Linked DNA regions of Homo sapiens: region 1 is linked to region 2. A link is an interaction called in ENCODE POLR2A ChIA-PET data of the cell type or tissue named here. Cell type or tissue: OCI-LY7. All regions are shown on one strand. Links, peaks and the distances in the headings refer to the core of each region. The heading gives the core; the rest is flanking DNA.

Region 1 (14,018 bases), core at 9,349-13,348, 51 kb after region 2:
CACCATACAAATACAGAGTATTTTTGGCCCTGGAGTTTGGTAACTAGCCTGTCAGCATTGAAGGGTCAGCAATTCTCAATTGCTTGAGAATTCCCAGTATAATTTACTGTTGATTAATGCTCAATGATTCAAAGTGACTTAGTAGCAGAAAGAAATTACTACTAACTGTAGGATTTTGAGGTATTTACTGAGCATATACAAGCCAATTACACTGGGTTTGTTTTTGATAAGAGGTGAAGCATAAATAATAAAAAGCCGCAAACAGCTTCCAAAGTTCATTTTAATTACTGAAATTGTATGACCACAATTTTCTCTAGGTCTTAGCTGTCCTTTCTTTTCTTTCTTCACTTCCAAACCCCTTTCGCTGGAATTGCCCAAGCAGGGGTAAAAGGGACTTTAAAAAAATATGTCCTTGGGGCCGGGCGCGGTGGCTCACGCCTGTAATCCCAGCACTTTGGGAGGCCGAGGTGGGTGGATCATGAGGTCAGGAGTTCGAGACCAGCCTGACCAACATGGTGAAACCCCATCTCTACTAAAGATACAAAAATTAGCTGGGCATGATGGTGTGCGCCTGTATTCCCAGCTACTCAGGAGGCTGAGGCAGGAGAATCACTTGAACCCGGGAGGCAGAGGTCGCAGTGAACCGAGATGGCGCCACTGCACTCCAGCCTGGGCAACAGAATGAGACTCCATCTCAATAAATAAGTAAATAAATAAATAAAATATGTCCTTGTATTTCCTCAAGGGAATGGTAAAAAAGGAGGGTGAGCCATTTGAGAAACCAAGGCAGAGATCTTGGATAACACATAAAGTAGATGAATGGTGGAGAGCTGATTTTTTGTTTTGTTTTGTTTTCATCAGACACTGAATTTAAATTAGAATTGACACATAACATAGCGAGTATAGAAAACAACAGAAATCACAACTGAACCCGCCCATCAAAATTTATAAAGAACTAAGCAAATTGTCATATAGATAAAGAATCAGATGGCGACCCATCCTTTACTTGTTCTTGAGGGCAGCAATCCTTGGGTCTGCAAGCCCTGCACATTTTGTCACTGTAAATTCAACCTCATACGTCCTGAAAGCTTCAATCTTAATTTATCTAGGGCAGCAGCCAAGAGCAAGATTAAAAACAACTACTGCAAGAATAACTTCTCCTTGCAAGGATGGGTTATTGCTCCATACATCAGTCTTTATGACTTGAAACTGTTACAATCTTTTTATTTGGTGATGTTAGCTTGATCTTGTGATATTCAAGTATCACTTATCCTCACCTAATATGTCACTTCTTGACACATGTGCTGTATAGTTTATCTTTGCTGTTCTCTGTGCACTTCAGTGTAAATAATTTCTGTTAGCTCTGAAAGGTTGCACATAGAGTGAAATCTCAGTGATTCGAGGAATAGGCATGCATTTTTGAATTGGTGCTTGTATTAAATATTCAATTGTGTCTGCCTCTCATAGTCTGTTTAGGAGCAATATCTTACTCTTTAGTTTCATTCCTAAATACTTTTTAGTATGCATCTCAAAGGGAAAAAAAGAATATTTTATCATATAATTACATCTAACATCATTGTTAGATGATTCTCAAGATGAATGTAAATTCCATAATATTTTACCATGACCATGTAATTTAGTGTGAGACTACCAGCAAGTACAGGTGACAATGACTCTGGTTTTCTGAAAAGATCTGAAGCAAATCTGGCCATTCCAAAATTAGCAGTATCTGAAGGCGTGATGGTGGTGTTAGTCACCACGTAGTGATCAGCGCCTTGCCTCATCTGCAGCTCATCTCAAAAAGGAGTGAAATACCACTTGCTACACTGGATCTGGAAACAACTCAAGTCATCGGCAGCCTCCATCATGTAAATGTAACAAGGGACTTAAAAGCTGATGTTGGGATGAATGTTTCTGGACTGCTGGATGCAGAACTCTTTTTATCTCAAAATAGTACAGACATCATCAAAAGTCCCTGTAGGGCAGGCATCCAGGAGCCGCTTTGAATGCTGCTGACTGTGCTTTTAAGGAGTTGTGCCAGAAATGTGATCATGAACAACTTCTCATAAGAAGTCGGGATAGAGAGAGCCACATGAAAGGGTCTCCAGAATGTGGATACCAAGTCACTCTTTGAAAGTAAAGCTACTGAGAATTTGCATATACTTTTAAAATTTTTTATTTTTATTTTATTTTAATTATTTTGAGACAGGGTCTTGCTCTGTTGCCCAGGCTGGAGTGCAGTGGTGCAATCATAGCTCACTACAGCCTTGACCTCCGGGACTCAAGTGATCCTCCCACCTCAGCCTCCCATGTAGCTGGAACCACAGGCATGCACCATTACACCCAGCTAATTCTTTTTTTAATTTTTTGTAGAGATGTGGCCCAGGCTGGTCTTAAACTCCTGGGCTCAAGCAGTCCTCCAGCCTCGGCTTCCCAAAATGCTGGGATTACAGACGTGAGCCACCATGACTGGCCTACCGTATACTTTTTTCAAGTAATCATCTGCAGAAGTAGTGGTGAAAATGGGGGAAACAGTCATTTCCAACAAATGGACGTAAAATATGTGGTAATGTTTAAGCAGCATGTGTCTAGTCTAGTACGTTAGACAGCCAGTTCTGAAAGGAGGAAGACCTGGGTTCAAATGCTGTTATTTCCACCTAGTTGCTACGTAATGTGAAACAAATTATTTAGTCTCATTAAGCCTCAGAGAGGCCAGGAGTTTGAGACCAGCCTTGCCAACATGGCGAAAACCCATCTCTTTTTTTTTTTTTTTTTTTTGAGACAAAGTCTCACGTTGTCTCCCAGGCTGGAGCATTATTCCATAATGCCCAGCCAGAAGCATTATTCTTAAGAGCCAAAAAGTGGAAACAACTCAAATGTCCATCAGCTGCTGAACAGACAAATTAAGTGTGGTCTAGGCTGGGCACAGTGACTCATGCCAGTAATCCTAGCACTTTGGGAGGCTGAGGTGGGAAGATTGTTTGAGGCCAAGAGTTTGAGACCAGCGTGGGCATAGCTGGGTTTAGTGGCGCATGCCTGTAGTCCCAGCTACTTGGTAGTCGGAGGCAGGAGGGTCGTTTGAGCTCAGGAGATTGCAATGAGCTATGATGGCGCCACTGCACTCCAGCCTAGGTGACAGAGCAAGACCCCATCTTAGAGAAAAAGAGAGAAATGTGGTCTAGCCATATGTTAACAAAAGGAATACTATTAATATTTGTCGATAAAAAGGAATAAAATAGTGATACATTGTACAACGTGGTTAAATCTTGAAAACATTACGCTTAGTGAAATAAGCTAGTCACAAAGACCGCATACTTCTTGATTCTGTTTATATGAAATGTCTGGAAAAGGCAAATCTGTAGATACAGAGAGTAAGATCTGTGGTTGCCTAAGGCTCGGGGAGGGAGCGTTGGAGGGAAATGGGGAATGGTTCCTAATGGGCACAATACTTCTTTTGGTGTGAAGAAAATGTTCTCAAATTTATTGTGGTGATGGTTGCATAAGTCTGTGAATACACTAAAAACCATTGAATTGTACACCTTAAATGGGTGAATCATATGGTGTGTATGTATCAATAAAGTATAGTATATGTTAATAAAGCTGTTATATGAAAAACAAAACAAAACAAACAACAAACCAGGAATAGACCTTGGGGTCTCCCCAAACCTCTTTTACCTTATGAAGCTTTGCCTGAGAAGTAAGCTGGGCTCACTCTCTGGCATTTCTTTTTCTTTTTTTTTTTTTTTTAAAGATGGGGCCTCACTCTGTCACCAAGACTAGAGTGCAGTGGTGTGATCTGGGCTCACTGCAGCCTCCACCTCCTGGGATCAATGTTTCAGTCTCCCAGGTAGTTAGAACCACAGGTGCACACCACTATGCCTGGCTGATTTTTTTTTTTTTTTTTTTTTTTTTGTAGAATCAGGGTCTCACTATGTTACAGCCTTCCTGGGCTCAAGTGATCCTCCAGCCTCAGCCTCCCAAAGTGCTGGGATTACAGGTGTGAGCCACCACATCTGGCCCTTCTTATATTTCTTAATTAAACGAACACCATCAATAAAAATGAAAAAACAATATGATATATTAGTTTGATCTGCATCTTACCTTCAACTCAAAGATTTTCAAATTTAATTTCAAATTTCAAGGTAATTTAAATCTGACGGGTTTCATAAATGCTACTTAATAAACATATATTCAATAATGCACAGAATAACACAGAGAAGCAAAAAATAAGGATGCTGGGAAGGACATTTAGGAAGCAGGGGGAAAGAGTAACTTGTGGCTAGCCTGGCAGTAAGATCTAAACTAAACTGAGTGTTGGGAACTATAGTCATTAACACTGTCTACTGCCCACTTGACACCCTTTCCCCAACTCCCCCTTCCTATTTGATTTTGTTATCCACCCCTCCCACACTCCTCCCACCCTCAATTCCTTGGGAGGTCCCAGTTGGCTGAAGGCATCCAGCGCATTTTGTTTGCGCCCCGTCTTCTTACCTCCGTTCCCTAGTTACTGACTCAGGGGTGAGTATGTGACCCTGTTCAATCAGAGAATGTCAGGACTCCTGTTGGGAAGGCTGGGCGAGAAGCTGTTTTTTCTTCTGGATAATTTCCTGTGCAGATGTAGGATGAGACCTGCAACTATTGTGAATGATCTGCCATCAGCCTGCAGGTGAAGCTTTCCCAGGAGGAGCAAGAGCATCACAGAGCCGTGAGCTGAGGTCCTGACGGAAACCATGCCTGATCCCTGCCCCTTTAGGCTTTTCCAGTTGTGTGGGTCAATAAACACTATTTTTCTTTCGATCAGGTTGAGTAGACATTTCTATTATTTACAGCCAAAAACATCCTGATGAGACAAGTGCTCCCTATAATTCTCATTAATTCATTCTAAATGAGTTAATATCTGCTAAGGCGCTTAGGACAATGCGTGGCATGTAGTGAGTGCTAATGAGAGTTATAGTTACTGTCATCGATAAAAGTGTTACTGTTACAAAATGAAGACAATAATGACTGCCCTGTCTTTTTTTTTTTTTTTTTCTGAGATGGAGTCTCACTCTGTCATCCAGGCTGGAGTGCAGTGGCGTGATCACAGCTCACTGCAACCTCCACCTCCCTGGTTCAAGCAATTCCCCTGCCTCAGCTGCCCAAGTAGCTAGGATTACAGGTGTACACCACCACGCCTGGCTAATTTTTTTTGTATTTTTAGTAGGGACAGGGTTTCACCATGTTGGCCAGACCTGTCTCGAACTCCTGACCTCAGGCAATCCACCTGCCTCGGCCTCCCAAAATGCTGGGATTACAGGTGTGAGCCACTGCACCCGGCAACAAGGTTTTATTTGTTTATTTATTTATTTATTGTTGTGACAGATTCTTGTCTGTCACCCAGGCATCATCGTGCCACTGCAGCCTTGAACTCCTAGACTCAAGGGATCCTCCCACCTCAGCCTCCCAAATAGCTGAGACTACGAGTGTGCACCACTGTGCCTGGCTGTTATTTTTATTTTTAGTAGAGACGGGTCTTGCTTTGCTGCCCAGGCTAAGTTATTGTTGATAAGATCAAGAAAGACAAAAGAAAAGTGAAAGATTACTCCCTCCGTTATAAACGTAACATATATCCATTATAGGAATATTTTTTAAAGAATAAAACAATCACTTATAATCCTATTATCCAGAAAAAAATATGTTGGTTCATTTTCTTTCAGTCGACTTTAAATGCATAAGAGAAATTTTTCCACATATGCAATTCCTACTATGACTTCTGAAATTTTAACACATCTTATAAGCATTTTTCCATAATTTATTCTCATTTGGATTATTTTCCTAGGATGGATTCCTAGAAATGAAATAAGTGAGTTTTACATGGTTCTTTTAAATATGAAAGGAAATGATGGACACAAAACAAATTTGAAAATTCAAAAGCGTCATACAAATATGAGCTTCTCTTTCCCTAAACTTGCACTGCAACCATAAATAACCAACCAGAACTACCTACTGTCCTGTACCAAGCCCTTATTATATGCTGTATGCTGAGCTAAACATGTAAGCATTTTATCCATTATTCCACTTAGTCTTTCTAAGATGCCTGCTAAAAAGCTGATGATATCCCATAGCTGTCAAGTTAAAGGACAAAATCATTGTCCCTTAGGAATCCTCTTCTCTCTCGTCATTCTTATATGGCATCATGCTACTTCCATGTTAATACCCACACAGATGCCTTTGCCTGGCTGAGCACCTGTTCGCCACAGCCACCTTCTTTGTCCAGGTGGCTCCCACCTTTCCAAACTCAGTTAAAGCATGTTTTCCTTTGAGAAGTTTTCCCTGTTATCCTAACACTTTTAAATGCTGAACTAAGAGCCTTTACTAAATTGAGATTAGGAAGCACAAGCAAAGTATATTGAACATAGTAGGTGCCAAATAAATATTGAATTAATTTTTTTTTAAGAGACAGGGTCTGCTGTGTTGCCCAGGCTGGCCTCAAATCCTCAAATTCCTAAGCTCATGCGATCCTCTCACTCCAGCCTCCTGTGTAGCTGAGGCTACAGGAGTGCTACCACATCTGACTCTTTAATGAATTATTATTACATGAACTTGGTGTAGATATCTCATCAGGAAATGTTGGTTACATTATTAATAAAATACACATTGTCCAGAAAAAGAATGAATTTTCTGGGTAGTTTGTGTTTAGTATGTGAAATATTGTGTTCAGTTTTGGATTCTATACTTTTAGAGGCTGATTGGTAAATTGGAATGTATACAGAGATCTAAGGATGGTAAGAATGGAAACAGTATTACAAGTAAAATGGTTAAAGAAGTGAATCTGTTTATTAAAGAAAAGACTTTGTATGGCCAGGCTTGGTGGCTCACGCCTATAAATCTCAGCACTTTGGGAGGCCGAGGTGGGCAGATCACTTGAGGTCAGGAGTTCAAGACCAACCCGTCCAACATGGCGAAACCCCATCTCTACTAAAAATACAAAAATTAGCCAGGTGTGGTGGCGCGTGGCTATAATCTCAGCTACTCAGGAGGCTGCGGCACAAGAATCACTTGAACCCGGGAGGCAGAGGTTGTAGTGAGCCCAGATCACACCACTGCACTCTAGCCTGGGCAACAGAGCAAGACTCTGTCAAAAAGAAAGAAAGAGAGGAAGGAAGGAAGGAAGGAAGGAAAGAAGGAAGGAAGGAAGGAAGGAAGGAAGGAAGGAAGGAAGGAAGAAGGGGAAGGGGAAGGAAAGGGAAAGGGAAGGGGAAGGGGAAGGAAGGAAAGAAAGGAAAGAAAGAAAAGACTTTGCGGGTGATAGTGGGGGTGTGCAGAATGGGGTATGACAGCCACCTTTAATTATGTGATGAAGATTAGTTCAATAAAAAGACAAAATGTCCAGCCAATGGAGCTGTGAACTTCTCTGTCCTTCTATTGTAGTAAATGACTTCCACACCAGGCAGAAAGATGACACAAATACCTTCAAACTCTGATGTGGGGCATGTCAAGAAAGCAGTTTTACATCAGCTTTTCTGAAAAGCAAGTACCATGTAAAAATCACCAACGATAAGAACTTTTAGTATAAGCAGCTCCCAGCGCTGAGGTTTTTTTCACCATTATTTTGTATTTTCTGCACTGAAGGCAGAAGAAATTATTCAAAGAAGGACCAAACAAGAATACCAAACAACGTAGCATTACTACAGGTAGATGAGAAAATAGCCACAACACAGAGGGAGAACAAACCGACTGAAGTACAGGGAATGAGATGGTTTCTTTCAAATAAGGGTTAAGGGCTGGGCGGTGCGGTGGCTCACACCTGTAATTCCAGCACTTTGGGAGGCTGAGATGGGCAGATTGCCTGAGCTCAGGAGTTTGAGACCAGCTCGGGTAACATGGTGAAACCCCATCTCTACAAAAATATAAAAAATCAGCCAGGCATGATGGCAGGCGCCTGTAATCTCAGCTACTCGGGAGGCTGGGGAAGGAGAACTGCTTGAACCCGGGAGGCTTGCGGCGAGCCGAGATCGCGCCACTGCACTCCAGCCTGGGCAACAAAGAAAAACTCTGTCTCAAAAAACAAAAAACAAATAAGACTTAGGAACAATAATAAATGAAGGAAGCTAACTAGGCAGGGCTATATATGAGGACAGTTCCTGCAGGAGGGATTTGCAGCCAGAGGTGGTTTTTCTGCAGAGCTAATGCAGAGCAAGCTTCCAGGCCACTCTTTTGCCCCAGTTTCTTCCGAGGCTGTGGTAGGACCCCAAGCAATCTCGTACTGTTTCTCTTCAAGAGAGCACCTGACTTATGTAAGTTTTAGGACTTGCAAAACCTGTTTTCAAGCCTGTAAACCAGTTTACCACCAAAACAAAACTTAGTATACGCATAAGGTGTTTAAAGATTTTTTTGTAGCATTTAATTTTAGACATGCCCACATACCCGGATTGTAATCAGTTAAATTAATATTGTCTTTGAAAACAAAACATACTCTAGGACCAGATTCTTTTCCATATCAAGGCCCTGCTTTGGCATCGAATCTGGGGACCCTGTATTGATTTTAAATACTTGATATTTTTGTCTACTTGACTTATTTGATAAAAGCAGACCCTTAGTCTAGATCAGTAGGAGGTAGAAGAAAGGCTTTATAAACGATTTAAATCTTAATTACCTATTAATGTGGTAAACGTGTGTATTATATAAGGTTAAACCTGTTCTGCCTCAAGCAACTGCATTGCTTCCCTCTGAGAAGTGATTCCACCTGCTCAGCATCAGCGGCAAACAGAACACAGAAGCACCCTAAAGAGCTGGGTGTGATGGTACGCGCCTGTAATCCCAGCTACTCAGGAGACTGAAGCGGGAGGATCCCTGAAGTCCAAGGAGTTCGAGGCTGTATTGTGTCATGATCATGCCAGTGATAGCCACAGCACTCCAGCCTGGGCAACATAGTGAGACCTCATCTCTAATAAGTTAAAAAAAAAAAAAAGCGCTGGTGTGGTGGCTTACACCTGTAATCCTAGCACTTTGGGAGGCCGAGGCCAGTGGATCACTTGAGCCCAGGAGTTTGAGACCAGCCTGGGCAACATGGCAAAATCCCTTCTCTACAAAAAATATAAAAATTAGCAGGCTATGGTGGCACATGCCTGTAGTCCCAGCTACCTGGGAGACTGAAGTGGGAAGATCACCTTAGCCTGCTAAAATAGAGGCTGCAGTGAGCCATGATTGTGCCACTGCACTCCAGCCTGGGTAACAGAGTGAGACCCTGTCTCAAAAACAAAACAAAACAAAACAAAACAAAACAAAACAAAACAAAACAAAACAAAAGGGAAGAAAAAAAAAATTCAACCTGAGGCTGATTTTTTTTAAGTGTTCTAAGTAGTAGAGAAAGATGCAACAGCTAAATACATTTTTATAAGGACTCTTCTGTTTATTATTAAGCATGTGACTTTACAGACTATCACACAGCCTGAAAATGTAAGGAAAAGGAATGACAAGCCATTGAAACATTTTTATGCATCCATTGAGGGCTGTATCAGACTAATATTTTCCGATATTTGGTAGGGAGTTGGTTAGCATGATGTGATCAGGAGACCATATATTTCTAAGTCAGTAAAACCAGGATTCAGTTTCCTTCTCTGCTAGTACTGGTTTTGGCTATTGACAAGTTATTTAACCTCTTTGAGCCTCAGTTTTCTCATCTGTAAAATGGGTTTAATACACATTTTACAAATCTCAACTGGGTCTCTTTCATTTTCAATTTTTTCCCTTCCACCACTGCCTCCTTATCAGTGACAAACAGGAACAACAACCAAGTTCTCCACCCATACCCTACAAGAGCTACTCTCCTAGTTTTTGCTCTTTCAACGGGGAACTTCTGGGAAGAGACAAGACTGTACTTGTTAGCTCTCCTTCCTCCAAGCCACTTAAACCTTTACATCCTGCAAATAGCTTTTACTCCCTCAAATAAATGACCAGTGACAAAGTTCAATGATCTCCAAGTTCAGTGGTTCTTTCTTAGTCCTCATCCTATTTGGCCTTTTCTAGTTTTCGACTCTATGCTGTGGTGACAAATACTGTTTGAACAGAACAGTAATATATCCTTCTGGTTTCTTTCTACCTCTCCTGTTGCATTGCCTATTGGCTAGCTCATACATTTAACTAATAGCCTTTTGGAAGGTAACTTCCAAAATTCTAATTCTGGCATTTCACATCTTCACCTTCCTCTCATTCCCATAATCTTCTTGTTTTCCCTATTTCTGCCAATGGCATCATCATCACCATATTCTCCCAGGCCCATGTTCAGAGGTTAAAGTTCTCTTTGTCCCTCCTTCCTTCTCCTTGACTCTATGCCACTGACTCCCCCACCCAGTGACTGGCCAAGACCATAGACTTTACCTTTTACGACCATCTCCTTTCTAATTCCGCTCCATCTCCCTTAGTTCTGCCCACATTTTCTCTTTCCCCAAGATCACAGTGGGCTCCTAGCTGCCTCCTGGACTCCAGGCTCTGCCGCATCCCTCAGGTAGCTCTCACACTCGTTTTTTGCCTAAAAGCCAACTCTAATTATGTTCTTGTCCAAAGGTTTCTATGGCTCCTCAGTATCTTTGCTGTAAATCCACCAACCATCCTGCCTTAATTACGGATTACAAACCCTGGGCTCCAATTAAGTGAAATATGACTGGCATATTCTCTTCCATCATGTTTTTCCAGTGCTATGCCTTTGCTTGCATTGTTCCTTCCATGCTTCTTGTCCTCTCCTGACACTGCATGAACACATCCTGTATAGATTCCCAGGAAACCTCAGATAGCGTCTTCTCTGTGATCCTCTCCTGGTGTCCTCACACAGCTGTAACCAACTTCCTCTGCTCTTCTTAAAAAACTTCCCTTCTCTTAAGCCATTTGTGACTTTCCACCTATTGCTATGGTTATGCGCACCCAGGTTTCAGCTTCTCTGACAGACTGTAAAACTCACTTAGTTCTGTGTTCATTCAGCAAGTATTTTTTGAACACCTATTAAGCACAACCACTATGCTAGATTGTGGAGGTACAGACACGGTTCTTCCCCTCAAGGGACTCGTGGTATAATTAAGGAAACTGAAAAGAAAAGAAATAACTAATGCTTAGTTTACACATAGTATGACAGAGGTGGGTACATACAGAATGTTACGGGGAGCAAAAAGGAGGTGCACCAAACTCAGCTTTGAAGAAGAAAAGGAGGAGCAGAAAACGTCCTTGAGCAGGTGACACTTGAACCAAGTCTTAAATACTGAGTCAGCTGTGGATGAGGGGGAAAGGCAATCTGGGTAGAAGGAAGGAGATATTTAAAGGCTATCAGCTATAGGCCAAGGCATAGAATTGATTCATATTTATTTCCCATACCACAAGGGTTCTAACGCATATATTAAATCAGGGCCATTCCATTATAAAGTATTCACCACTCTGATTTGCAATTAAAACAACAACAACAGAGGCAATGTATTAAGTTGCCAAAAAGTTATGTTATCCAATTTTTTTATTTCTTTTTTTTTTTTTTTTTTTTTTTGAGACAGAGTCTTGCTCTGTCGCCCAGGCTGGAGTGCAGTGGCGCGATCTTGGCTCACTGCAAGCTCCACCTCCCGGGTTCATGCCATTCTCCTGCCTCGGCCTCCCGAGTAGCTGGGACTACAGGCACCTGCCACCACGCCCGGTAAATTTTTTTGTATTTTTTTTTTAGTAGAGACGGGGTTTCACTGTGTTAGCCAGGATGATCTGGATCTCCTGACCTCATGATCTGCCGGTCTTGGCCTCCCAAAGTGCTGGGATTATAGGCGAGAGCCACCGCCCACGGCCTCAATTTTTAAATTTCAAAAGATGACTATCCTGACTTTGTTGTTGTTAAATGTTGTTTCTTTAGTGAGATGGTGGTGATAATACAGTTACGTTTTAATTTAATGCATTATTTGGAAAACAAAACAAAACAAAAACAACTGGGAACTTTGTTATTCCACTTAAGAAGTGTTTTTCACAGTCCATGATATTCAAGAATTAAGTAACCACTATGCCAGAGCAGCAGTTCTCATGAATATTAGTGGGTTAGAATTATCTAGAGAGCTTTAAAAGTGTATACCAATTTCTTTCTTTTTTTTTTTTTTGAGACAGAGTTTTGCTCTGTCGCCCAGGGTGGAGTGCAATGGCGCGATCTCAGCTCACTGCAACCTCTGCCTCCCGGGTTCAAGCAATTCTCCTGCCTCAAGGCGCCCACCACCATGCCCGGCTAATTTTTCTATTTTTAGTAGAGACAGGGTTTCATCATGTTGGCCAGCCTGGTGTCGAACACCTGACCTCAGGTAATCCACCCGCCTCGGCCTCCCAAAGTGCTGGGATTACAGGCATAAGCCGCTGGGCCTGGTGGAAAAATGTATACCAATTTCTTGAGGTCACCCTAGCACTAGAGATTTAGAATTTCTGACATTGGGTTTTAAAATGTGCCTTTTAAAAATAAACTCCTTGCTGGGCATGGTGGCTCATTCCTCTAATCCCTTTTGGGAGGCCAAGGCAATAGGATCATTTGAACTCCGAAGTTTGACATCAGCTTGGGCAACATAGTGTTAAAAAAAAAAAAATTAGCTGGGCGTGGTGGTGTATGTGGCTGGAGAATTGCCTGATCCCAGGAGGTCAAAGCTTCAGTGAGCTGTGATTATGCCGCTGCACTCCAGCTTGGGCGATAGAGTGAGACTGTCTCAAAAATAAAATAAAAATACACTTCGTAGTTGATTTTGAAAAGCATCCTGATTTGGGAGCAATTATCCTAGCCAACTGTACCTAGCCTGAATAGGTATTGGATAAATAAGTATCAAATTAATGTGAGGGTTCTCCTCATGTTAAGTATACATTTAGGAAAATCAACTTTGTTTTTTTTCAACAAGGAAATGCACACATCTTAAGTGTGCATAGAAGAGAGCTGATTTAGGAGAAAGTCTGATTCTTAAGAAGGTAGAAGAAACATGAGGTTATTTTATTTTACTTTATGTTATTTTTATTTTTGTGAGACAAGAGTCTCGCTCTGCTACCCAGGCTGGAGTGCAGTGGCACAATCTCGGTTCACTGCAACCTACGCCTCCTGGGCTCAAGCAATTCTCCTGCCTCAGCCTCCGAAGTAGCTGGGACTACAGGCGCCTGCCACCACGCCCAGCTTTTTTTTTTTTTTTTTTTTTTTTTTTGTATTTTTAGTAGAGACAGGGTTTCATCATGTTGGCCAGGCTGGTCTGGAACTCCTGACTTCAGGTGATCCACCCGCTTCGGTCTCCCAAAGTGCTAGGATTACAGGTGTGAGCCACTGTGCCCAGCCAGGAGGTTATTTTAGGTCCTTTTGCTTTTATGCATAAAAGATAATAAAATGAAAACATACTACTCATAAGCCTTGGTCACTGACATGAGCATATTTGGAATGAAAAATTATTGAGAATTGCAAGACCAGGTATGTTCCTGTCAGTGTCATTTAATAAAAAGACCATAACATTTTAAAGTACAGAATGTTGATGAATGGGGCTATCAACTCTTAGTAACGATCCTTCCATAACTTGAAAATGCAAATAAACTTCTTTCAAGACCTAAGTTTAGACTGAAGGCCCTCTAAATTATGTTCCTGTATTTCCTTGTACTATCCCATGATATTAAAGCTCAGTCTTGAAGATACAGTCTCCAAAGCATGAATATCCACGCCACTGAACTCAGATATCTCACTTGCTTTTCCCTGAGTTCAAGGCCCTGATTTTGTAGGTGAGGTAACAGGCCCCAGAGGGGCTACATGTCCTACCCTAGGCTCAACAACTCAATGAGGATTTAGGTAGTCACTTGATACTTTTCCCACATACTTGCAGATGAACCTGCACTTAGTAATACATCGCTTTACCCTCCTACCCCTTACATTTAAGTCACTTCATGCTTTTCACTATTGTACATTCATTTTAAGTTCAATCACACAAAGCGGTGCAGTGAGACAGGTTTTAATATTCACATTTGACAGAGAAGAAAAGAGAGTCCCAAGCGATGGAGGAACTTGCCGGTGATCATGC
Region 2 (15,261 bases), core at 5,733-9,732:
AAAAGAAAGAAAAAAGTGCAACTTAAACTAGTTGGAGGTTTTAAGTAAGGTAGTAACACAGTTTTGTCTTTCAAAATAACTGGCTGCTCTAGGGTGCTTATTTTGTTTGGGGAGAGGGCAAGAGACAAGGAGTCTGTGCCAATATGCTCTGAATAAGAAACGATGGCCCATCTTGACTGAAATAGAAGTAGCTTAAATGGGGAGAAGTGTATGGACACCAGATATATTTTGGAGGTGAAGCCACAGAACTTGCAAATGAATAAGTTATGGAACAGAGTGTAAGTTGCTCCTGGTGACAAGGGAGTGATCGAGAATGACTTCTAAGGTTGAAAACTGAGTGGCCAATGAATGTTGATGCCTTAACTGAGATTAGGAACACTGGGAGATAAATGGTTAGAAAATCAAGAGTTGTATTGTAGCCATGTTGAATTGGAAATATCTTTTGGAAAATCCAACTAGACACCCCACGTAGGCAGCTGGAATCCAAAAGAGAGATCAGGGCTGGAAATACAATTATAGGAATACAGTTCATCAGATTATACATTATATCTAAATACATAGAATTAGGTGTGGTCATCTAATTAGGATTAGATGAGAGAGAGTGTGTATATAGAGAAGACAAGTGTATCCAGGACTGAGCTCATGGGAGCTGCTGAATTTAGAGGTGGATGATAGGAAGGCAGCCATCCAAAAGGCTGAGAAGGAAATAACACAGGAGGAGAACCTGGAGAGGATGGTGTCTGAGAAGCCAAGGGAAGACAGTGTTTCAAGAAGGATGTAGTGGCCAGCTGCAGCAAATATTGCTAAAAGCTGATGATAATGACAGTTAACCTGTGGATCTGGAAAGACAGAGGTGGAAATTGCTGGTAACTTTGACAATAGTAGCTTCAAGGGAGAGCTAGGAAGTTTACTGGGAGTCACCTGAAGAAAGCATAGGAGGTGAAGAGTCACATCTGTTGCCAACATATGGCAGATAAGATAGGCCAACGAAAACAACTAATGTGCTGCAGTGAGCTATGATCACACCACTGCACTGAAGCCCAGATGACAAAGCGAGACCCCGTCTCAAAAAGAAAAAAAAAAGTATGTCATGAAAAGCAAAGAAAGCCTGAAAAACTGTTCCAGATTAAAGGAGAATAAAAAGACAGAACTAGGCCAGGCATGGTGGCTCATGCCTGTAATCCCAGCACTTTGGGAGGCCAAGGCAGATGGATCACCTGAGGTCAGGAGTTCGAGACCAGCCTGGCCAAGATGTCTCTACTAAAAATACCAAAAAATTAGCCAGGTGTGGTGGTGTGCACCTGTAGTCCCAGCTACTTAGGAGGCCAAGGCAGGAGAATCACTTGAACCTGGGAAGCAGAGGTTGCAGTGAGCCAAGGTCGCGCCACTGCACTCCAGCCTCGGTGACAGAGTGAGACTCCCTCTCAAAAAAAAAAAAAAAAAAAATAGGGCCTTTGCAGATATAATTAATTAAGATGAGCTTATACTGGATAAAGTAGGCCCTAAAAACCTATAACTAGTGTTCTTTTAAGACGAGAAAACAAAGACATAGATCCACAGGGGAGGGAATAGGAAGGCTAAAAACAGCAACAGAGAGTGACGTGTCCACCAGCCAAGGAATGCTGAAGGTTGCTGGCAACCTCCAGAAGCTGGAAGGAGATAGGAAGGGTTCTTTCCTAGAGGCTTCAGAGGGAACAGGGCGGGCACCTTGATTTCAGACCTCTAGCCTCCAGAGCCAAGAGAGAATACATCTCTAAGGTTTTAAGCTACCTGTTTGTGATACTTTGTTATGACAACCATGGGAAACTAATTTAACATTATTAAGTAAGAAATTATGTGGTACAAGATTGTTTGGGGTTGTCGGGGAGAAGGAGAGAGTGAGGAATTATCTGAATGTGGATAGCTGGGATGATGAGTATTTATAAGATAGCAACAGTTTTGGGTGTTTTTGTTTTTAAGATTTGAATGAAAAACTAGCTGGGGCCAGGTGGCACAGTGACTCACACCTGTTAATCCCAGCACTTTGGGAGGCCGAAGTGGATCACTTGAGTGAGGAGTTTGAGAGCAGCCTGGGCAATATGGTGAAACCCTGTCTCTATTTAAAAAGAAAAAAAGAAAGAAAGAAAAGAAAAGAAAGAGAGAGAGAGAAAAAAGTAGCCTGGCGTGGTGGCGCATGCCTGTAGTACTAGATACTTGTGAGGCTGAGGTGGGAGGATCATCTGAGCCCAGAAGGTTTGAGATTGCAGTGAGCCATGATTGTGCCACTGCACTTTAGCCTGGATAACAGAGTGAGACCTCATTTCAAAAAAAAAAAAAGAAAAGAAAAAAAGAAGAAGAAGAAGGAGAAGGAGAAGAAAGGGAGAAAGAGAGAAAGAAGGAAGGAAGGAAAGAAAAAGAAAGGGAGAGAAAGAAAGAGAAAGAGAAAAAAGGAAAACCATACAGGGAGGAAATCATATAACAATGATAAATGTGGAAAAGCTGCTATTAAAATGTCAAGTCTCATTAGACACCAAAGAAGACATGCTGGAGAGACTGTCCTTCCTATGCACATAAGGAAGGTGGGAAAGCCTTCAGTCGCAAATCACATCTCACAGAGAATGAGAAAAATTCATCCAGGAAAGAAAGCCCGGAATGGAATCAATGTGGAAGTGTCTTAGCTAGAAGAAATACTTCATTAAAGATCAGAACATTCACACTGTAAATAATGAGAACTCTATGAATGTAAGAAATGTGGAACATCTTCAGCCAAAAGGAAAACTTCATTATTCATCAATAATCCATATAAAAAAGAAATCTTATGAATGTAGTAGGTATGAAAAAGCTTTTATTCGGAAGTCAAACTTTATACCAGAGAGGTCATACTGGAGATAAACCCTACGCAAGTAGGGAAGGTGAGAAAGCACTCAGTGGCAAATCAAATTCCACTGGGCATGAGAAAATCCAGATTTGAGGCCAGGCGCGGTGGCTCACGCCTGTAATCCCTGCACTTTGAGAGGCCAAAGTGGGTGGATCACTTGAGCACAGGAGTTCAAGACCAGCCTGGGCAACATGGCGAAACCCCGTCTCTACTAAAAATAAAATATATAAAAACTGAGGTCTCTACTAAAAATAAAATATAAAAACGATCACCTGAGCCTGGGGAGGCGGAGACTGCAGTGAGCCGTAATCACGCCACTGCACTCCAGCCTGGGTGACAGAGTGACACCCTGTCAAAAAATAAAAAGAGAAGAAAAGAAAATTCAGATCTGAGGGGTGCCCTGTAAAGATAATGAAAGTGCAACGATCTTCGGGCAGAAGCTATTCATCATTAAATATTACAATATTCATGACGAGGGCGACACCCTATACTAAGGGTGCAGAAGTTTTCTCTGTAATCATACTGCTTATTGTACATGTAAGAACCCGTAAGTATGAATGTAAAATGTGTGGTAAAGTCTTCTGTCCATTCTTAGCCAATGCTCTACATAAGAGAACCAATACCAACGAAAAAAACTAATGAAATATCTCAAACAGAAGTCATGCCATATTTGACACCAAAGAATTCATACTCATTAAAACCTTATGAATACCTTGGATTTAGGAAAGGCTTTAGCAGGAATTCATATTTCATAGCACATCAGATAATTAAATTTTAGAGTAAAATTCAATTAATATGAGAAAGCCTTAAGCAGAAACCCAAATTTTATGATATTAGAGATTTTTAATAAGGAGATATTTCATCAGTATAATAGAAATTGGGTCCAAAGGCCAGGCGTGGTGGATCACGTCTATAATCCCAACAATTTGGGAGGCAAAGGCAGGCATATCACTTCAGGTCAAGAGTTCAAGATCAGCCTGGCCAACATGGGGAAACCCCATCTCTACTTAAAATACAAATATTAGCCAGGCCTGGTGGCACACACCTGTAATACCAGCTACTCAGGAGGCTGAGGCACAAGAATCACTTAAGCCTGGGAGGTGGGGTTGCAGTGAACAGAGATCGTACCACTACACTCCAGTCTGGGCAACACAGCGAGACCCTGACTCAAAAGAGAAGAACAGGAAGAGAAAGGGGAAGAGGGGGAGGGGGAGGGGGAGAGGGAGAGGGAAAGGGAGAGGAAGAAAGAGAAGGAGAAGGAAAAGGAAGAACTGGGTCCAAAAAGCCATCACAACAAATATAATTAGTGCTAACTTTGTTTTGTTTTGTTTTTTTGAGACGGAGTCTCGCTCGGTTGCCCAGGCTGGAGTGCATTGGCATGATCTCGGCTCACTGCAAGCTCCGCCTCCTGGGTTCACGCCATTCTCCTGCCTCAGCCTCCCAAGTAGCTGGGACTACAGGCGCCCACCACCACGCCTGGCTAACTTTTTTGTATGTTTAGTAGAGATGGGGTTTCACCGTGTTAGCCAGGATGGTCTCGATCTCCTGACCTCGTGATCTGCCTGCCTCGGCCTCCCAAAGTGCGGGGATTACTGGTGTGAGCCACCACGCCCAGCCAATTACTGCTAAACTTTTAAAAGCATTCCAATTGAATGTCAGGAACAAGTGATGGATGCTGTTACCCTACTTCTAATTAACACGGCCCTGAGAGGTTAACCAATGCAAATAAGACAGAGAAAAAGAACACAAGGATTAGGAAAGAAGAAACAAACTTGTAGGTTTCTGAGGATATGATCTGCTAACATATATTATAAAGCTATGATCATTAAAAAAAAAAATTGGTTGGGCGCAGTGGCTCACGCCTGTAATCCCAACACTTGTAATCCCAACACTGCCGAGGAAGGCAGATCATCTGAAGTCAGGAGTTCGAGACCAGCCTGACCAACATGGAGAAACCCGGTCTCTACTAAAAATACAAAGATTACCTGGGCGTGATGGCAGGCGCCTGTAATCCCAGCTACTCGGGAGGCTGAGGCAGGAGAATCGCTTGAACCCAGGAGGCAGAGGTTGCAGTGAGACGAGATCGTGCCATTGCACTCCAGCCTGGGGGACAAGAGCAAGATTTTGTCTCAAAAAAAAAAAATAATTTAAAGCCAAAGTGGAACTCCTGGGAGATGAACCTGCATCAAAGCTGGCTTTCATCAAGGGATTCTGCAGAACACTAACACCTTGAGTTTCTATTTTAAGGATATACAGGGTATAGGTAGGAGACAGTGATAGAGTCTTGGGCCCACTCAAAATATAAAGCCTAAGAGAAGATAATTTCATCAAGTTGAATGATATAATAAGTGTAAGGGTGAATAAAAAGTAAACTGGCCTTAAAGAGAGATCCATCAGAGAAACTTGCTTCTCTCAACCAAGGGCAAAATAAAAACATTTTCAGACAAATGAGAGTTAAAAGAATTGACTACCAAAATATTTTACACTAGAATTAGTACTAAATGAGGCAAAACAAATACAATCACAGGCGGAAGATTTAAAATGCAAGGAGGAATTGTGATTTCATTTTATTATAGAGTAAGTTCTGAGGATGGGTAGTGGTGATGACTGCACAATAATGTAAATAACTAATACCACTGAGTGAGACCTTTAAAATGGTTAAAATACTAAATTTAATGTTGTGTATGTTTTACCAAAATTAACACAATAATTTTTTTTTTTTTTTTTTTTTTTTGCGAGATGGAGTCTCACTGTCTCTCCTAGCCTGGAGTGCAGGGGCGAGATCTCAGCTCACTGCAACCTCTGCCTCCCGGGCTCAAGTGATCCTCCTGCCTCAGCCTCCCAAGTAGCTGGGATTACAGGCACATGCCACCAGGCCAGGCTAATTTTTGTATTTTTTGTAGAGATGGGGTTTCACCATGTTGGCCAGGCTGGTCTCAAACTCCTGACCTCAGGTGGATCTCCCTGCTTCAGCCTCCCAAAGTGCTGGGATTACAGGCATGACCCTACCACGCCCGGCCTAAATTCTTTTTTTTTGAGACAGAGTCTTGTTCTGTTGCCCATGCTGGGGTGCAGTGACATGATCTCGGCTTACTGCAACCTCCGCCTCCTGGGTTCAAGCGATTCTCCTGCCTCAGCCTCCTTAGTAGCTGGGATTACATTACAGGTGCGTGTCACCACATCCGGCTAATTTTTGCATTTTTAGTAGAGATGGGGTTTCATCATGTTGGTCAAGCTGGTCTTGAACTCCTGAGCTCGTGATCTGCCTGCCTCAGCCTCCCAAAGTGCTGGGATTACAGGTGTGAGCCACCGTGCCCAGCCCCAGCCTAAATTCTTTTAAAGATTATTATTATTTTAGGGTGGGTGCAGTGGCTCACGCCAGTAATCCCAACACTTTAGGAGGCGGAGGTGGGAGGATCACTTGAGGCCAGGAGTTTAAGACCAGCCTGGCCAACATGGCGAAACCCCATCTCTGCTACAAATACAAAAAAAATTAGCCAGGTGTGGTGGTGCACACCTGTAGTCCCAGCTGCTTGGGAGGTTGAGGCATGAGAATCACTTCAACCCAGGAGGTGGAGGTTGCAGTGAGCCGAAATCACGCCACTGCACTCCAGCCTGGGTGACAGAATGAGACTCTGTCTTAAAAAAAATTAAAATTAAAAAGGAATTGTAAGGCAGAACATTAGAAAATATGTAGGTAATTCTAAACCAATACTGAATATATAAAACAATAATGTCTACCTGCAGCATTAATGACACGATAAAACTAAGATACTAGACAGAATAGCACACACTTACAGAGGGGGCTGATCAGGGGTAAAGTATTAAAAGTCTTGAAGTATTTGAGAGAAGGGTAAATACTTCATTTTCTATTTTATTAATAATACATGTTTAATTGGGAGACTGGCAAGCAAATAAACAGGCACAACTTCTAATACAGTACAGTAAAAATAGAATTAAAGAGAAAAATTTAAAATGTCAATCCAAAAAAGGCAAGACACGGAAGAGAAAAAAATGTGGAGCAAAAGAACAGCATGTAATTGTAGAAATATCCAGGTGTGGTGGCTCACACTTGTAGTCCCAGCTCCTCCGGAGTCTGAGGCAGAAAGATCACTTGAACCCAGGAGTTCCAGGCCACAGTATCCTGTGATCATACCTGTAAATAGCCACTGTACTCCAGCCTGAGCAACACAGTGAGATCCTGTCTCTAGAACAATTTTTAATATTTAAAAAATTAAACTAAAAGATATATTAGAGGCCAGGCATGGTGGCTCATGCCTGTAATCCTAACACTTTGGGAGGCCAAGGCGGGCAGGTCATTTGAGGTCAGGAGTCCAAGACCAGCCTGGGCAACATGGTGAAACCTCGTCTCTACAAAAAATGCAACAATTAACTGTGCGTGGTGGCACATGCCTGTAGTCCCAGCTACTTAGGAGGCTGAGGTGGGAGAATCACCTGAGCCCAGGAGGTGGAGGATGCAATGAGCCGAAATCGCGCTACTGCACTCTGGTCTGGGTGACAGAAGTGAAACCGGTCTAAAAATAATAATAGAGGCCAGGTGCAGTGGCTCATGCCTGTAATCCCAGCACTTTGGGAGGCCGAGGCAGGTGGATCTCTTGAGGTCAGGAGTTCGAGACCAGCCTGGCCAACATAGTGAAACCCCATCTCTACTAAAATACAAAATAGCCAGGCATGGTGGCATGCACCTGTAATCCCAGCTACTCGGGAGGCTGAGGCAGGAGAATCACTTAAACCCAGGTGGCGGAGGTTGCAGTGAGCCAAAATGGTGCCACTGCACTCCAGCTTGGGTGACAGAGTCTGTCTCAAAAATAATAATAATAATAATAATAATAATAAATCCAGATCATAATACATGTAAAGCAACTAAACAATACAACAAAAAGAAAAAGATAGTCACAAATAATGTATATACAAACACACACACACCTACAAGCTATTTTCAAAAAGACACCTAAAAAATAAAGACACAGGGCACATGTTTTCAGAACCTCCTGGGCAGGTGTCATGGGTAAAAAAAACTTTAAAAAATAAAAATAAAGGAAAAAAAAAAAGACACAGCAAGGGCTGAAAGTCAAAATATAGAAAAAGACACCAGGCAAACACTAACTGAAGGAAAGCTAGAATTACTGTCAGACAAAATAGATCTTAAGACACAAAGCACTGCCAGAGATAAATCGGGCCACTACAGAAAGATAAAAAAGTTTTTAATTCATGAGAAAACATATACACTGTTTTGTACTATTTTTATATAAATTCAGAAACATTTTGGTAAAGAACTTCTGCTTTCAGCCAAGATGGAAAAATGGGACTGTATTTATTCTCTCACCTAAAACAACTAAGAAAAAAAAATCAGACAAAGTATTTAAAATTACAGTGTTTAAGAAAGTGAACATAAGGGAACAAAGGATAGAAACCAAAGAGAGGAGGCCTGCGCCACAGCTAACTAGAGCTCCAGCTAACTAGAGCTGCAGTACGTACTCTTTGCTCTCTGCAGTAAGCTCTAGAAACTCTCGTAAGCTTCCTGCAGAAAATGACACACTGCAGTGCAGGGTGAAAAACCCTGGAGGAGCTTGGCAGTTTCTCTGAATTGAGGAGACATGACTGGGCTTCCAGGGAGACTCAAGTTTGCAGGGCACAGTGTCAGAAGAAAGCTACACAGAGAGAAAGAGAGCTCTGGAGATGTACAGAAGGCCCCCTTGAATATTCAGCAGAGTAGTGATCAAACTACATATAGGGGAACAAAAGTAAGAACCACACCAGGCTTCTCACTGGAAAAAAACAAATAAACAGACCCCTCACCAAAGGAGATATATGCGTGGTGAATAATCACATGAAAAGATGCTGTACATCATCAGTCATTAGGGAAATACAAATTAAAACCACATGCAGGCTGAGCACGGTGGCTCACAGCTGTAATCCCAGCACTTTGGGAGGCCAAAGTGGGTGGATCACGAGGTCAGGAGTTCAAGACCAGCCTGGCCAACATGGCAAAACCTGTCTCTACTAAAAATACAAAATTAGCCAGGCATGGTGGCGGACACCTATAATCCCAGCTACTCAGAAGGCTGAGGCAAGATAATAGCTTGAACCCATGAGGCGGAGGTTGCAGTGAGTTGAGATTGTGCCACTGCACTCCAGCCTGGGCAACAGACTGAGACTTGTCTCACGAAAAAAAAAAAAAAAAACCCACATGCAATATCACTAATAGGTGTGTACCTATTATTAATAGAATGTCCAAAAATAAAAAGACTGACCACATCAAGAAATAACAAAATGTGGAGCAACTGGAACTGTCATAACTGTTAGTGGGAATATAAATGGTATGAGCAATTTGGGAAAAGCTTGGCAGTTTCCTAAAACATTAAACATATACCTATCATATGCCTTGGTCCTTCTACTCCTAGGTATTTACCAAAGAGAAAATGAAAGCATATGTCCATATAAAAATTTGTATATGAGGCTCATGCTTGCTATCCCAATTTTGGAGGCTGAGGCAGGTGGATTCCTTGAGCCCAGGGGTTCAAGACCAGCCTAGGGAACATGGTAAAACCTCATCTCTACAAAGAAATACAAAATTAGCTGGGCATAGCTGTATGCATATGTAGTCCCAGCTACTCAGGAGGCTGAGTTGGGAGGATTGCTTGAGCCCAGGAGGTTGAGGCTGCAATGAGTCATGATTGCACCACTGCACTCCAGCCTAGATGACAGAATAAGACCCTATCTTACAAAAAAAAAAAGCCTTGTATATGAATGTTTATATTTGGTAATAGCCAAAAACTAGATTGTTCATTAACATTTGAACGGGTAAGTATATAGTGATGATATGGTTTGGTTCTATCCCCACCTGAATCTCATCTTGAATTACCACGTGTTGTGGGAGGGACCTGGTGGGAGGTAACTGGATCATGGAGGCAGGTCTTTCCCATGGTGTTCTTGCAATGGTGAGTGGGTCTCACAAGATCTGATGGTATTATAAGGGGGAGTTTCCCTGCACAAGCTCTCTCTCTCTCTCTCCGTCTCTGCACGCTGCCATCCATGTAAGACATGACTTGCTCCTCCTTGCCTTCTGCCATGATTGTGAGGCTTCCCCAGCCACATGGAACTGTTAAGTCCAATTAAACCTCTTTCTTTTGTAAATTGCCCAGTCTCAGGTATGTCTTTATCAGCAGCATGAAAATGGACCAATAGAAGTGGTATATCCATACAATCTAGTACTATTCAGCAATAAAAAGAACTGAACTAGTTATATGTGCAACAACATGATCTCAAAATAATTATCCTAAGTAAAATAAACCAGACTCCCCAAAAGAGTATTTACTGCATGATTCCATTTACATTAAATCCTAGAAAATGCAGACTAATCTGCAGTGATAGGAAGCAGATCAGGGATTGCCTGGGGAGTGAAGAGAGGTTGGCAGGGGAGGGATTGCAAAAGTTCCAAAGGCAACATTTTGAAATTATATGTCAATTATAACTCAATAGTGCTATTAAAATTGCTTTGGAATTTCTGAAAATTATAATAATCAAAGAACATTTTTAAGTTGGCTAAGAATTTGAAAAGGAGAATTTACTTCTCCCTTTGTTTAAAATATGATTAAGATTTATTATGGTCTCTTGGGTTTTTTTAGGTGAATATATAATTTAAAAAAGACTAAAGACAAATACAACAATAAAGCAATAAACATCAAGGCCAGGCATGGTGGCTCACGCCTGTAATCCCAGCACTTTGGGAGGCCAAGGTGGGCAGATCACAAGGTCAGGAGATTGAGAGCATCCTGGCTAACACGGCAAAACCCCACCTCTACTAAAAATACAAAAAATCAGCCGGGCACAGTGGCAGGCACCTGTAGTCCCAGCTACATGGGAGGCTGAGGCAGGAGAATGGCGTGAACCCAGGAGGCAGAGCTTGCAGTGAGCCGAGGTCCCACCACTGCACTCCAACCTTGGTGACAGAGCGAGACTCCATCTCAAAAAAAAATAAAATAAATAAATATACATCTTGTAAGACAATCTAAGATGCTACCTGTACCATCTCTTCTAGGGACAATGGTGACCTTCTTTACCCAAGTTTTGAAGCCGAGAAACTGTAATTGTAAAAACAAACAAACAAAAACTATAATGAAGACAATAGGCATATTTACATACAGCTAAACAAAAACTTTAGCTATACATACCATAAATAAATTCAATAAACAGTACATTAAAATTTTTGCGATAGAACAAAGAGTAATTTCGTTTTGTTTATTTATTTTTTAATTGAGACAAGGTCTCATTCTGCTGTTCAGGCTGGGATGCAGTAGCACAGTCACAGTTCACTGTAGCCTTGACCCCCCAGGCTCAAGCAATCCTCCCATCTCAGCCTCCCAAGTAACTGAGACTACAGGTGCACGCTGCCATGCTTGGCTAATTTTATTATCTTTTATTTTGTAGAGTTTTGCCATATTGCCCAGGCTGTTCTCAAACTCCTGGGCTCAAGTGATCCACCTGTCGTGTCCTCCCAATTGCTGAGATTACAGGCATGAGCCACTGAGCCAGGCCTATTTTTTGTAGAGAGAGGATTTTGCTATGTTGCCCAGGCTGGTCTTGAACTCCTGGGCTCAAGTAATACACCAGTCTTGGCCTCCCAAAATACTGAGATTACAAGCATGAGCCACTGAGCAAGACCAGAGAACAAAGAGGAATTTCTTACAAATTTATAAGAAAAGGCAAACAACCCAATGATAAAATAGACACAGAATATCAAGAAAATTTTAGGGAAAACAAATCCAAATGCCAGAAGCTGTATTAAAAATGCTCAAACTACATATCAGGAATTATGGAAATTAAAGTAACTATTATTATAAATATCACTTTATGTTCATCAGACAGAAAAAGGGTAAAAAGAACAGTAGCACCTATGATTTTGTATTTTCATACAATATTAGTGGTGTTATGAATTGTTCCAGCTTTTTAGGAAGGGAGGTAGTAACATCAATTAAAATTAAATATGTATAAAGGTATACAGTCCACCCTCTGTGTCTGTAGGTTCCCCATCCATGGATTCAACCAAGCAAAGATTTGAAGTATTTGGAAAAAAGCAATTAAAAATAATAATACTACAATTAAAAATAATACAAATAAGAATCAAGTATATAGTGGTGATATGGTTTGGTTGTGTCCCCACCCAAGGCCGGGTGCAGTGGCTCACACCTGTAATCTCAGTCCTTTGGGAGGCCGGGGCTGGCAGATCACCTGAGGTCAGGAGTTTGAGACCAGCCTGGCCAACATGGTGAAACCCCATCTCTACTAAAAATACAAAAATTAGCTGGGCGTAATGGTGCACGCCTGTAATCCCAACTACTCGGGAGGTTGAGGCAAGAGAATTGCTTGAACCCAGGAGGCAGAGGTTGCAATGAGCGGAGATAGTTCCACTGCACTTCAGTCTGGGTGACAGAGCAAGACTCTGTCTCAAAAAAAAAAAAAAAAAGAATCAATACAGTATAACAACCATTTACATAGCATTTACATTGTATTGTTGTTGAGGCTGATGGTCTGAGGCTACTATCCACAGGTGGAATTTCTTCTTCCCGGAAATCTCAGTTCTTCCCTTCCCTTCTGAGGCCCACCCAGATTATCTAAGATATACTCCTTTACTAAAAGTCTTTGATTATAGATTTTCATCACAACAACACCTAGATTAGTCGTCGATGGAATAACCAGTTGACACAAAAAATTGACCATCACTTTTATGTGGTATTGTAATATGTAATCTAGAAAGGATTTAAAGGATATGGCAGGATGTGTGTAGGTTATACGCAAATACTATGCCATTTTATATAAGGGACTTGTGCATCTGTGGATTTTGGTACCCACAGGTGTCCTGGAACCCATCCTCAAGGATACCAAGGGATGACTATGACTATATACATATTATAAGAGATGTTTGTATAATTGTTTAACTCAAAAGTTCTCCATTCTGGGATTCTATCTTGAGGAAAGAAAATAACCAATATAAGGCATTTAATTCAGCGTTTTCCATAATGGCATGAAACTGGAAACAGTCAAAAATTAATGGCATATCTACACCAGAAAATAGTATGCAGCAATTAAAGTGGATGAACAGTAGCTATGTCAGTGGATTTAGAATAATTTCCAACATATATTGCTGAATGAAAAAGGCAAAATGAGAAAAAGTCTGTTACATCAGTCAGGGCTCAATTAAGAAAACAGAAACAGCAGGAGACATCATAAGGGATTTGTTGAAGGAAATTCAATTACACAATTGATCGATTAATCATCGGGTCTAGCTAGGCAAGTCTGAATCCATAGAGCAGGCCACAAGGAAGGGCAGGTGGCACTCTCTGGCATGGGCTGAGGCTGCTACCCGCAGGTGGAATTTCTTCTTCCCAGAAACCTCAGTTCTACTCTTTTTTTTTTTTTTTTTTTTTTTTGAGACGGAATCTCTCGCTCTGTCGCCCAGGCTGGAGTGCAGTGGCGCGATCTCGGCTCACTGCAAGCTCCGCCTCCCAGGTTCACAGCATTCTCCTGCCTCAGCTGGGCTACAGGCAACCGCCACCACGCCTGGCTAATTTTTGTATTTTTAGTAGAGACGGGGTTTCAACGTGTTAGCCAGTATGGTCTTGATCTCCTGACCTGGTGATCCGCCCACCTCGGCCTCCCAAAGTGCCGGGATTACAGGCGTGAGCCACCACGCCCGGCAAACTCAGTTCAACTCTTAACGCCTTTCAACTGATTGGATGAGGCCCAACCAGATTATCTAAGATATTCTCCTTTACTAAAAGTCATTGATTATGGACTTTAATCACAGCAACAGCTAGATTAGTAACTGAGGGAATAATCAAGTTGACACATGAAGTTGACCATCACATGTGTGATATTTCATTTTGTAAAACAAATAATGAAAAAAAAATCTCTGTGTGTGTGTGTGTGTGTGTGTATGCAAATATATAAACATCTGTGAATATACAGTTACCTGGGTATGTGGATTAGGGTGAAGTAGGCAGAGGGGCAGGAGAAGAGGAGCGTGCAAAGCAAAACGAGAAGAAAAAGACCACAATATGAAAAACATAAAATTCAAGATATATAACATGATTGCATTTATGGATTTATATAAAATATTAAATTCATGTGCATATACATATACAGACAATTTTAAAACTAAAATACATACTTTTTAAAAAATGCATACATTTTAGCAAGCAAGATGCAAAAAACTTATTTGATTAAAGAGTGCTTATTCCTTATTAATTTTACAAAATATCCTAGTCAAAGAGAAGTAGAAATGTTCTCAAATACCTATTTTCAAAGATAAACAATATACGTATTAGTTTCCTAGGAACAAACTACCATAAACTGGAAGATTGAAACAACAGACATTCATTCTCTCCCAGCTCTGAAATCTAGAAGGCTGAAATAAGCTATCGGCAAGGCTGTATTCCCTCAGAAGTCTCTGGGAAGGAATTCTTTCTTGCCTCTTCCTAAATTCCTGTGTTCGCCAGCAATCCTTGGAATTCCTTGACTTGCAGTTTCATCACTTCACTTTCTGCTTCTGCCTTCTTCACCTGCCCGTCTTGCCTGAACTGTATTCATTTCCAGATCTCCCTCTCCCTACAAGGACAACAATCATTGTATATAGGGTCCACCCTTATCAAGTATAAACTCATCTTAACTTATTACATCTACAAAGGCCCTATTCCTGAAGAAGGTTGCGTTCACAGGTATGAGGAGGGGGAGGGGGATTAGACCTTGAATATCTTTTTAGGGGGATAAAATTCAACCCTCTACAATATCCTACTTATGATAATCAACTGAAGCATTCCTATAAAAAAATAGATGATAAAAAGAAAAATAGAGCCAAGCATGGTGGCTCACATCTGTAATCTCAGCACTGTGGTAGGCTGAGGCGGGAGGATCACTTGAGTACAGGAGTTCGAGACCAACCTGGGCAACATAGCGAGGGTAACAAACCTCGTCTCTATTTGTTGTTGTTGTTTTTTTTGAAGGAGGTGACAGCTAGGCGCGGTGGCTCACGCCTGTAATCCCAGCACTTTGGGAGGCCGAGGAGGGCAGATCACGAGGTCAGGAGATTGAGACCATCCTGGCTAACACGGGGAAACCCCGTCTCTACTAAAAATACAAACAAATTAGCCGGGCGCAGTGGTGGGCACCTGTAGTCCCAGCTACTCAGGAAGCTGAGGCAGGAGAATGGCATGAACCCGGGAGGCGGAGCTTGCAGTGAGCAGAGATGGTGCCAGTGCACTCCAGCCTGGGCCACAGAGCGAGACTCTGTCTCAAAAAAAAAAAAAAAAAAAAAAGAGGTGACAACGATGCCCCATATATTATTTAACACTGCCTTGAGGCTGAACACAATGGCTCATGCCTGT

What was found. Peaks named below come from ENCODE experiments on the same cell type or tissue, not always from the same donor. Only the 100,000 strongest peaks of a DNase experiment are listed, where the experiment ranks them.
Region 1: POLR2A ChIA-PET joins it to region 2 with 8 read pairs; 33 of 35 experiments call an interaction of 5 or more read pairs at or near these places.

What each region holds. Positions count from the first base shown.
Region 1 is chr11:130,053,945-130,067,962 of GRCh38, forward strand. LOC107984432 (a long non-coding RNA gene) reads right to left here. Exons shown (of 2, transcript XR_001748444.2): 2 at 13,934-14,018. Among named protein-coding and RNA genes, the nearest start is that of APLP2, 8.9 kb to the right of the region's middle. In OCI-LY7, for the core only: no CTCF peak of the experiment used is centred there; no DNase peak of the experiment used is centred there.
Region 2 is chr11:130,006,151-130,021,411 of GRCh38, forward strand. No RefSeq gene overlaps it. Among named protein-coding and RNA genes, the nearest start is that of PRDM10, 11 kb to the left of the region's middle. RefSeq lists a cis regulatory region at 741-1,087 and an enhancer at 13,287-13,336. In OCI-LY7, for the core only: no CTCF peak of the experiment used is centred there; DNase peaks (open chromatin) are centred at 7,371 and 8,361; H3K4me3 peaks cover 556 bases; H3K27ac peaks cover 2,216 bases.